Regions from separate parts of the Homo sapiens genome. Here region 2 is linked to region 1. A link is a contact called in ENCODE Hi-C or POLR2A ChIA-PET data. All regions are on one chromosome and are shown on one strand. Each heading gives the region's core, a stretch centred on a gene start or an enhancer-like site at or near the end of the contact. The rest is flanking DNA. Distances are from core to core; before and after follow the strand shown.

Region 1 (5,369 bases), core at 276-2,775:
AGAGAGATGACCCCCACCAGGAAAGCTGTTGCTGCCCCAAGGTGGCCCACTGCCTCCACAATGGGCCTCAGTGACAGTTCTGAGTGACCGAGATGCAGTGATGGGGAGGGACAGAGAAGGCCAGATCTGTCCAGATCAAAGAACAGAGGCCATGGGGGAAAGGTCCCTTCCAGGCGAAGGAGACCGCCATGAATCATGTTCTTATCACCTCCTAATAGGCTCATGATGCAAGTGCACCTCCTAATCACTATTTTCGACCCCAACCAGGCTCACGCCCACAGTCAGAAGGGTTGGACAAGCTTAGTATCGTGGATTCACGGGAGAAAATATCTGGGAGACCCCATCCTTGGACCTGCTTTCCCCAGGACCCAGGAGTCCGGGTCCCCAGCTCTCCAGTTCCCCAGCCCCAGGAGTCCCAGCTCTCAGCCCCTCTCCTTTTGTTTGTTGCCTGCGTTTTCTTTTTTCTCTCTGGGCCTGTAACTCTTTGTTTATCTCCATCTATGTTTTGTGTCTCTCTTGTATCTTTACATCTGTATCTGGATTCTCCCTCACTAGGCCTCAATTTTCTCACTTGTAAACTGGGGATAATACTACTAATAATAATCCAATCTCTCAGAGCTGTGGCGAGGAAGACATGAGATAATTATGTAAAATGCTCAGCACAGAACCAGGCCACAGTAAACTCAGTACAAGAGAGCTCTGTTATTATTACTGTTTTATTTTTGCCATCTCCCCTTTGGTATCTCTATTTTTCTCTTAGTCTCACGTGAGTCTCCAGTCTCCTCTAGCTCTGGGTTCCTTTTGCAGACAGCACCTGCCTCTGACTTCCCTTTTCGGGATGAGGAAAGGGCATATCCAGGCCAGAGCTTCCCCTGAGCCTCTTCCTTCTCCCTCTCCATTACAAGCTCCGCCTCATTACCCAGAACACTTGCCTGGGGGTAAGGCCTGGCTCCCTTCCCATAAATAGCCTCATAAAATCCTGAACCCCAAACCTGTCATCCCTGGGCGGGCGAGTGACTCAAGATCCCGGAGTTCCCGCTCCTAGACACCAAACCTTCAGGTTTCCAGCCCCCTCCTCCCTCTGACCCAGGAGTCCGGGCCCCTAGTCCCTCCTTCCTCGGGTCCCAGACTTCTCCTCCTTCAGAACCAAGGAGTCTGAACTCTCAAATCCCCAACCTTCCTCAAGACCCAAGGATCGGGTCAGCAAACAGCCTAGGTATGTGGGGCCAGAAACTCCATTCACGACCATTCTGCGACCGTCTACGCCCAGGGCTCCCACCCCGACTCAGTCCCTCCGGAGGCGGGTCCGACACGCGAGGCGCTTCTTTGGAGTCTGGCGGCGAAAGCTATCCATGACGTCAGTCACTATCTTCCAGCCAATGGACACTCGGCCTTCTACCTCCCTGGGCCACTCAGGACCCTTTGCCTGGTAGGCGGGGCCCACAGCCCAACTCGGGCAGCGATAGGCTTTCGGAGACGCCAGTCTCTGCCAGGCCCAGTCAGTCGGCCAATAGACCCGGAACCTGAGGGATCGGAATCCTGGTCCACTCCGCAGAGGCCCGAGCGGGCTCGCGAGGGAACGGGTTCTCCGAGTCTGGCCGGGTAAGCCCTTTCCAGCACGCCTAGTATTAGGATTCTGCACATAGCTCGGGTGGAAAACCGTGAGGCTTAGTGAGGCTTGAGGCGGAGGGGGGAGGAGCTCAGTCCCGGCGAACCCATCTTGCTTTCTTGGAGAAACTGAGACCGGGATACTGGATCTGTTATTCATCCATCCGTTCCTCCCACCCTAAGCCTGATTCTCGTCTGCTCCTGCCTTCCTGTTCCTTCATCCGTTCTGCCCTTCCTGCCCTCAATTCTCTCACTCACGGATTCCCTCGTCTAGCCACTCACTCACACACTCTCCCACCTATTAGTTAGACAAACATTTCCTGAGGCTTCTGGTGTGCCAAGCCTCGTGCTGGGCGATGCTGGTGACCAAGATGAGTCAGGCCTGGGCCGTGCCCTCAAGGAGCCCGGGTCAGATGGGAGGATGGACGTTGATGGGCATGGGTGTGCGGAGACGGTGGGAGCCCAGGAGAGACTTTTTTGAGTTTGGCGTGGTCGGGAAAGGGTTTCCAGGGGAGGGGCCATTGGAGCTGGATCTTGGAGGAGCAGAAGGTGCCAGGCAAAGTGGAGATGCCAGGCAAAATGGGTGTGGGGAGGGTGTTTCAGCGTGACCAAAGACAGGGAGGCATGCAGGAGCAGTACTGCGTGCAGGTGCCTAAGCGGAAGGCCAGTCAAGTCTGTATGGCCAGCAGGGGAACTGTAAGGCTGGAGGAGGCCGAAGAGATGAGCAGAGGCCAGGCTGAGGAGCTTGGACTTTGTCCTGAGGGTGAGGGGGTAGTGGAGAGCCATGGAAGGGTTGAGAGTAGTGGAGGACAAGGTCATAGTTGGTCCAGAACTGGAGGAATGAGACTGGAAGCCAGTAGCCCAGGAGGTGGCTCTGGCAGGGATTCAGGTAGGAGAGAGTGGAGCCTGGATCAGGGAAGAGGCCGAGGGGATAAGATAGAGATTCAGGAGGCAAGGCTTGGTGCTGTGGCTCGTGTCTGTAATCCCAGCACTTTGGAAAGTTGAGGCGGGAAGATCACTTGAGCCAAGGAGTTCAAGACCAGCCTGGGCAACATAGTGACAGCCTCATCTCTACAAAAAATTAGCCAGGTGTGGCCAGGCGCGGTGACTCACTCCTGTAGTCCCAGCACTTTGGGAGGCCGAGGCGGGTGGATCACGAGGTCAGGAGTTCAAGACCAGCCTGGCCAAGATGGTGAAACCCTGTCTTTACTAAAAATGCAAAAAATTAGACAGGCTTGGTGGTGGGCACCTGTAATCCCAGCTACTCGGGAGGCTAAGGCAGAAAATTGCTTGAACCCAGGACGGGGAGGTTGCAGTGAGCTGAGATCGCGCCACTGCACCCCAGCCTGGGCCACAGAGTGAGACTCAAAATAAAAAAAAAAAAAAGAAAAATTAGCCAGGTGTGGTGGTGCATGCCTATGGTCCAAGCTACTGAGGAGGCTGAAGCAGGAGGATCACTTGAGCCCGGGAAGTCGAGGCTGCAGTGAGCCAAGATGGTGCCACTGCACTCCAACCTGCACAAGAGTGAGACCTTATCTCAAAAAAAAAAAAAAAAAAAAAGAAAGAAAGAAAAATAAATAAGGAGATTCAGGAGGCAGAGAGAACAGAAAGTGGGGATTGATGGGCTATGGGACAAGGGGTTGTCCAGCATGAGACCCAGAGCTCTAGTCTGGAGGACAGTGGAGCCATCTCTGAGGTGGGGACAGGAAAAGAGGAGCAGGTTGATGGGTAGTGACTGTTTTGACAGAGGTGACCAAGGGGTTCTATGAGTTGGACAAGGAGAGTGGTGACTCAGGCCAGTGGATCTGGACCTTCAGGAAGAGTTCTGGGCTACAGCTCCCTGCCCCAGCACAGGCCCTGACTCAGAAGTCACTTGCTGGGTGAACGAGGACCTCTGAGCTGAGGATCCCTTGCTTCGCACCCCGTGAGGAAACGGCTTTCTTGTTTCTGCATCTTCAGTCTCTCCCACTCCTCCAGCATTCAAACATGTCCATCATCTCTAAACACATGTGCCCTGTATCAGGCTCTCTTGTGGCGCCCACTGGCTCAATCCCTTACCTTCCACTCCCTCTTCAACCCACTATGTCTGGCTGCCTAACGGCCATGACCCTGCAGTGGCTCTGGACAAGGTCACTGAGGTCACCTGCTCATTGCTGACACCTGAGGGTAACATTTCAATCCTCATCTGACCTGGTCCACTCCCTGAAACTCCCTTCACCCTACATCCTCCTTCCTGGGCAGCTTCCTCCCTCTCTGGCTGCTCCTTAGAACCCGCCAGCCTTGCCTTCCACTGCCCACCCCCGCCCACCCCTTTACTAGGGGTGTGATCCTCAGGGCTGTCTCTGTCCTGGCCCTCTTGTTGCTTGTCCCACCTGCCCAGGCTTCCTGGAAAGGTTCTAGTCCCTTGGTTCCACCTAGACTGCATTTTTTTTTTTTTTTGAGGCAGAGTCTCATTCTATTGCCCAGACTGGAGTGCAGTGGTGCAGTCTCGGCCGACTGCAACTTCTGCCTTCCAGGTTCAAGCGATTCTCTTGCCTCAGCCTCTCAGTTAGTTGGGATTACAGGCGTGCACCACCACACCTGGCTAATTTTTGTATTTTTAGTAGAGACAGTGTTTCACCATGTTGGCTGGGCTAGTCTTGAACTCCTGACCTCAGGTGATCCACCCGCCTCAGCCTCCCAAAGTGCTGGGATTACAGGTGTGAGCCACCACACCCAGCCCCAGACTGCACTTCTGACCCTTGTTGTCTCCTGGATTGTCTTCCTGAGACCTTCCAGCTCACCATGTCCAGAATGGCCCTCCACAGGTCCCACCTGTCACACACACACCTGAGCCTCCTCCCATTGAAGAGACAGCTTCACTGTCCACCTGCTTCCATGGCCAGACCTGGGTGTCATCTCTGTCCCCTTGCTGTCCTGTAACCTCATCAGTAGGTGCTGTCCTTCCCACCTTTTATGGCTCTGGGATGCTACACCTACACTCCCTACCCTTACGGCTCCTGCCCCAGCTCAGGCATCCTCCTTGGCCTGTAGGACTCCAGTTTTGCCCTTTTCTGTCCATCCCCCAGTGTCCCAGCAGGATCTTTCAGTGCCCTGAGCTGACCCTGGCCCTTTCCTGCTCAAAGTGCTCCTGTGGCTCCCCACTGCCCTCCAGTTTAGTCCAAATCGTACTCCAGGCTCTTCAGGCCCTGCTCCTGCTGACCACTCCAGGCCCCTCACGCCCCTCCCCACTTTGCACCTGACCTTCTGGTCAGGTGGAAGCTTTTTCTAGCCAGGTGGCAGCTTTGATCACTGCCAGCTGGCTCTCACAACCTGGCATGTTTTTTCTTCCTAGCAGACTTTTGTTCATCCTGTAGTGTCAAGCTCAGATCACCACCTCTGTGAAGCCCTCCCTGACTACCACAGGTGGAACCCCTGGGGACTGTGACAGCCTGTGTCTGTTCTTCCACCCTCTCTGAATCCAGGATCAGAAGCCCTTTGAAGGCATGTCTTGGGTATAAATCATCTCAACTCCAAACTCAGGGCTTACAAGGGGCCAGAGAGTTGGTCCAAGAGTTGATTGTCACAGCTGGACAGAGCTTGCATTTCCAGTTTTTGTTTTTTTGGAAACAGGGTCCCACTCTTGCCCAAGTTGGAGTGCAGTGGTGCGATCATAGCTCACTGCAACCTCGAACTCCTGGGCTTAAGTGATCCTCCTGCCTCACCCTCCTGAGTAGGTAGGACTGCAGGAGTGTGCCACCACGCCCGGCTAATTTTTAAAT
Region 2 (4,756 bases), core at 1,865-4,364, 100 kb after region 1:
TTCTGTTATTCTTCCCAGAAGGAGCCTAGAGCAGCCAATTTTGAACTTGCTAAGGCTTTTAACTGCTCAAGATAATTTTTAGGGCTGTGACATGAGCCCCCAAATTCCTGCCCTCCAGATGGCAGAGACCAAGAGAAAGTACCATGGTTACAATGTCAGACTCCCAAGGACATAAAACAAGATGAAGGAGAAACCTCATCCAGGTTTTTGGTTTGTTTGTTTGTTTTGTTTTTTGGTTTCATTAACCAGCAGCAATTTGTAACTGAACAGCTTTCTGGGGTGGCTTGAACAGAGGGCTTACAGGGGTCCTTGGCCTGCATTCTATCCTGTGGTATCTCTTTTTATGACAGAACGACACAGAAAGACAAATTCATAGCACAAATTACACTGGATTTGTTACAGCCTAAGATTAGCTTCATAAATCCTTTTTCCCAGTAATGAAAACTTTGCAGAGGAGATAAAAAGTGATTTTTACCATGCATTCAACTGGTTTGCGCACAGAGAGAGAGAGGAAAGGGAAGGGAGAGGGAGAAAAGCATTGCCTGCAGCAGGGCAGGGGAGGCAAGGAGCTCGGGGGGCCAGGGAAAGACCCACCCATTGCAGCGACACTGGATCAAATGTTCAGGCAGCTGATCGTCAGTCTTGAAGGGATCTTTTCTGGTAGTCTCATTGGCTCTCAAGTTTCCCCCTTTAGGGAGAAAAAAGCTCCCTGTGTCCCACGATCCTGTACATGCCTAATCCTATCACTCATAGCCTTCAGCAAAGAGCGCAAGGCAGATTAATCCAAAGAGAATAGTGGTTAACATCCCGTAGTACCAAATCCATTTTTAACCAAGAACAGTGTTACCAAGGGAGACCTCTAACTCCCTATGTCTTAGGAGGGACTCTGACCTTCCTAAGTTGAGCCTTTAACCCAAGTTCAGACAAGCGTCTTTGCCCTTTACTGTGATGGGCCTTTTAACCCCTTATGCCTGCCTGTCTGCCTGCCTGCCTGCCTGCCTGCCTGCCTGCCTTCCTTCCTTCCTTCCTTCCTTCCTCCCTCCCTCCCTCCCTCTCTCCCTCTCTCCCCCTTTCCCTCCTTCCTTTCCATCTTCCTTCCTCCCTCCCTCCCTCCCTCCCTCCCATCTTCCTTCCTCCCTCCCTCCCTTCCTTCCTTCCTTTTCTCTTTTAATATATAAAAATTTTTAGCTAATCTTCTGTGTATCAGTCCAATTTTAGTATATGTGTTGCTGAAGCGAGCACAACCCGCTATGTCTTAGAAGGTATTCTAACCCTTTCAGGTTGGGCCTCTAACCCAACTTTGTCCTTTACCCAGGATAAAATGTACCCCAGCACTTACCCAGAGTCAGCCAATTGGTGCTGCATGGATAATTTTCCTTTGGAGTCGGGGGTCTCTCCAGTATTGTCCCTTCATGGTTCTCTGGAAGATGTTATGGGAAATGGGCCCCAATCCAGACCCCAAGAGAGGGTTCTTGGATCTTGCACAAGAAAGAATTCAGGGCAAGTCCATAAAGTGAAAGCAAGGTTATTAGAGAAGTAAAGAAACAAAAGAATGGCTACTCCATAGGTAGAGCAGCCCTGAGTGCTGCTAGTTGGCTATTTTTATGGTTATTTTTTGATCATGTGCTAAATATAGGGTGAATTATTCATGAGTTTTCCAAGGAAGGGGCAGGGATTTCTCAGAACTGAGGGCTCCTCTTTTTTTTTAGACCATATAGGGTAACTTCCAGACATTGCCATGGCATTTGCAAACTGCCATGGTGCTGGGGGGAGTGTCTTCTAGCATGCTAATACATTATAATTAGTGTATAATGAGCAGTGAGAGCAACCAGAGGTCAGTTTCATCGCTATGTTGGTTTTGGTGGGTTTTGACCACCTTCTTTACTGCATCCTGTTTTATCAGCAGGGGATTTGTGACCTGTATCTTGTGTTGACCTTCTAGCTCATCCTGCAGCTAAGAATGCCTAACCTCCTGGGAATGCAGCCCAGCAGATCTCAGCCTCATTTTACCCAGCCCCAGTTCAATATGGAGTTGCTCTGGTTCGAACACCTCTGACAGTATGGAGGGTTTACAATTCTTAAGAAGAGAGAAGTTGCTGAGCTTTAGAGAATAAGCTGAAACATGCATGAAGCACTAATAACTCTTGCCCTGTACTTTGTTACTTTAGTGATAAATTTTACAGCTGGTTCTTTGAATAATTTATATTAATTAAGTTTCTCTGTCTGATGTGAAGTAGCCAGTGAATAAGCAAAGCCTAATTCTCCAATAAAGATAATAAAGCCCTTCTTGAGTTAAATGGAAGTGGGAGAATGTCATGTCTGTTTCTGTCCATTTCCATTCCTGCTCCTTCTCCTCTGGACGAAACAGGGCTGGCTGATGGAATTAACCAGGAAGGCTTCAAATGGGGAAATTGGCTCATTTAAACTCCTGCTAGTATTAAACTGTTCCTCAGTCCTATGTAAGTTAAGACAAAAAAGTTATGAAACTCATGTGAGTTATAGGTATAGGATTCTGTTAACAAGTATATCATATCCAGATAAATATGGGCACCTTAAAAGTAGTTGTCCTGGGAATAAATACACATCTATTCAAAAAATTCTGTCATCATTACTCAAAATATTTTGGTCAACTTGCCATGTAGAGTTACTTTCAAAACCAGTCTGAGGCCTACAAGAAAATCAGTTTCACTTCCTTATAATCACACTTAGGATTTCAGATACTTGCTAGTCTGTTTATGTTTATTGGCCTTTTTTAAATAGTTACCCCTTTTTATTTCTCTAGCCCCAAGCAAGGAAAGCTCTGGGTTCACATAGTGCTCCAAGTACAGGACAAGGCTCACATCATACAGAGCCTAAGCAATGAAGAAAGATTGGCATGCTTCACAAGACTTTGACCTTTAAACAAAGCATGGTCAGTCTGTTTTCTCCAGTGTCCTGTTTCTGCTTTGTGATCCCCTCCCCCACTCTTTTTGTATTAAAGAACCCTTAAACCTGAGGCTGGGGACATGGCCTTGAATTGTCCTCTCAGAGGAAACTGGGAGAATGGGTAGAGCGAGGTACTTCAGAGGTCTCTTTTTCCTTCTGCTCGTGGGTAGTTAGTTAATGATCTACCAGCAGTCCCCACTCTTGGGGAGACTGGGATCATGTTCCAGCCGCACATCACAGCTTAGGGCAGAGGGCACTTTGTACACAGAGGGAGCTGCATCTGACTTTCCTACTTCATCTGTAGAGTCAGTAGCCATCTGTAGTCTTGCATGTTCTCAGTTTTCAGGCTCCGGATATGAAAATGGATCTTTCAATTTTCTTTCTCTCTGACTCTGCTCTGAGGGAAAATGAGGACGTTTACTAGCAGAGGAAAAAGAAATACTGAAGTTTGCAAAAATTGATAGAAAGCTGGGCTCCCTGCTCATCATGCCTCCTTCCTCCCTAGCAGTTTCTAAACCCTCAGAACATTACAGTGAGATTTTAGCTGATGGTACAAACATGTCTACAGGATTTCCTCAAGCTGGGGCTACATTAGAAGGCTTTATACTTTGGCCATCTGACCTGCTTTTCTCTTTTCCAGAGTATTCTACTTTTCACAAATAGGTATGATCTAGGAGTTCAGCCTCCCTCACCCTTCACTAATTGCAGAATAAGCAATGCAGAGGCTGTTCAGAGAGTATCTTATCTGTGGGGAGAGGGAGAGGAAGCACTGGAACACTTGCCAGGGGAGGGACCAGAGGGCATAATTATAAATGAACAACCCTGGAGCAGAATAGGGGATGAGTTAGACACAGGAAGGAAGCTAAAGGAAGCCAGAGAATTTCAGGAATTGAGGGTATCACATGGAGAAATAAAGAGCGAGTTAGACAGAGGCTGTTGGTGGTCCCTACCCTGACACCTGAAAGAACTCCTGATCAAGGCCTACTATGGGCATAGTCTTAGGCTAGGTTTTAGGGATAAAGAGATAAATAAGACACAGTCCTTATTTTACAAGTTTACAGTCTAACAAAAAGGAGATAAATTAACAAATTGGAGGAGATTTTTCAGAATGTGTGGTATTGTGGGCTAGGAGTCTGCTACCATTGCTAATAGCTGGCATTTATTTTTTACCCACCGTCTTCTAAGCATTTTATGCATTAAATAACTCATCAACTCCTGACATCGGCCCCTTGAAGTATATATTACTATTGCTATAATCCTTGTTTTATAGGTAAAGAATCTGAGGCACAGAGGCATTACACATAGCCTGCCTGAGGTCTCACAGCAGGCACTCAGAAGCAGAACTCCAGCACAGGTAGTCTGGTTCTAGAACCTACGCTCACACTAACATAGCTGCTAATAAGTCATGTGGGGAAGCTCTGCCACTTCATGTCTACATGCCTTTGTACCCGCTTGTCTTTCCTTGGCCTGAGATACTCTTCCTTAAAGCCTCTGGTCAACGAGGGACTCTTCTTTGATATCTTCTCTGACTCCTTCTGCCTATCCCAGAGCCATTGCTGCCCTTGGAGCTTACCCAACACTTTGTCATTGTATTCTATTTGTTGGAATGTCTGACTCCTTTTATTATAAGCTTCTGGAGAGCAAGGAATTTTTATTCTCGGAAAACAGTTATAAAAGTAGAGCCAATAATATAATGAGTTTACATGTACTTATCATCCAGCTTCAGTGATGAACATTTCAGTTCAATCTTAGCTCATCTATATTCCCCCTTCCAACCATGAATTATTTTGTAGAAAATCATAGACATCAAATCATTTCATCTGTAGATATT

Evidence for each region. A loop is a pair of places that touch in the nucleus more often than their neighbours do. ChIA-PET counts read pairs that join two places held with the same protein, here RNA polymerase II (POLR2A). Pooled maps may share reads with other maps.
Region 2: a loop to region 1 is called in a pooled map, with 4 times the contacts of the local background. The contact joins the enhancer-like site here to the promoter of LIPE-AS1 in region 1. A Hi-C loop is called at or near these places in 4 of 50 pooled maps. POLR2A ChIA-PET finds 5 or more read pairs at or near these places in 3 of 52 experiments (H1, Panc1 and WTC11).

The regions. Positions count from the first base shown.
Region 1 is chr19:42,395,623-42,400,991 of GRCh38, forward strand. It overlaps LIPE-AS1 (LIPE antisense RNA 1), which reads left to right and starts at 1,526. Exons shown (of 3, transcript NR_073180.1): 1 at 1,526-1,602. It overlaps LOC101930071 (a long non-coding RNA gene), which reads left to right and starts at 1,506. Exons shown (of 2, transcript NR_126041.1): 1 at 1,506-1,602. RefSeq lists enhancers at 1,053-1,192, 1,213-1,372, 1,227-1,910, 1,911-2,594.
Region 2 is chr19:42,494,902-42,499,657 of GRCh38, forward strand. All of the region lies in intron 2 of LIPE-AS1 (LIPE antisense RNA 1), which reads left to right. Among named protein-coding and RNA genes, the nearest start is that of CEACAM1, 31 kb to the right of the region's middle. Within about 2 kb of position 3,115, at least 7 of the 41 ENCODE cell types and tissues checked have a DNase peak (open chromatin) inside an H3K27ac peak, as active enhancers do.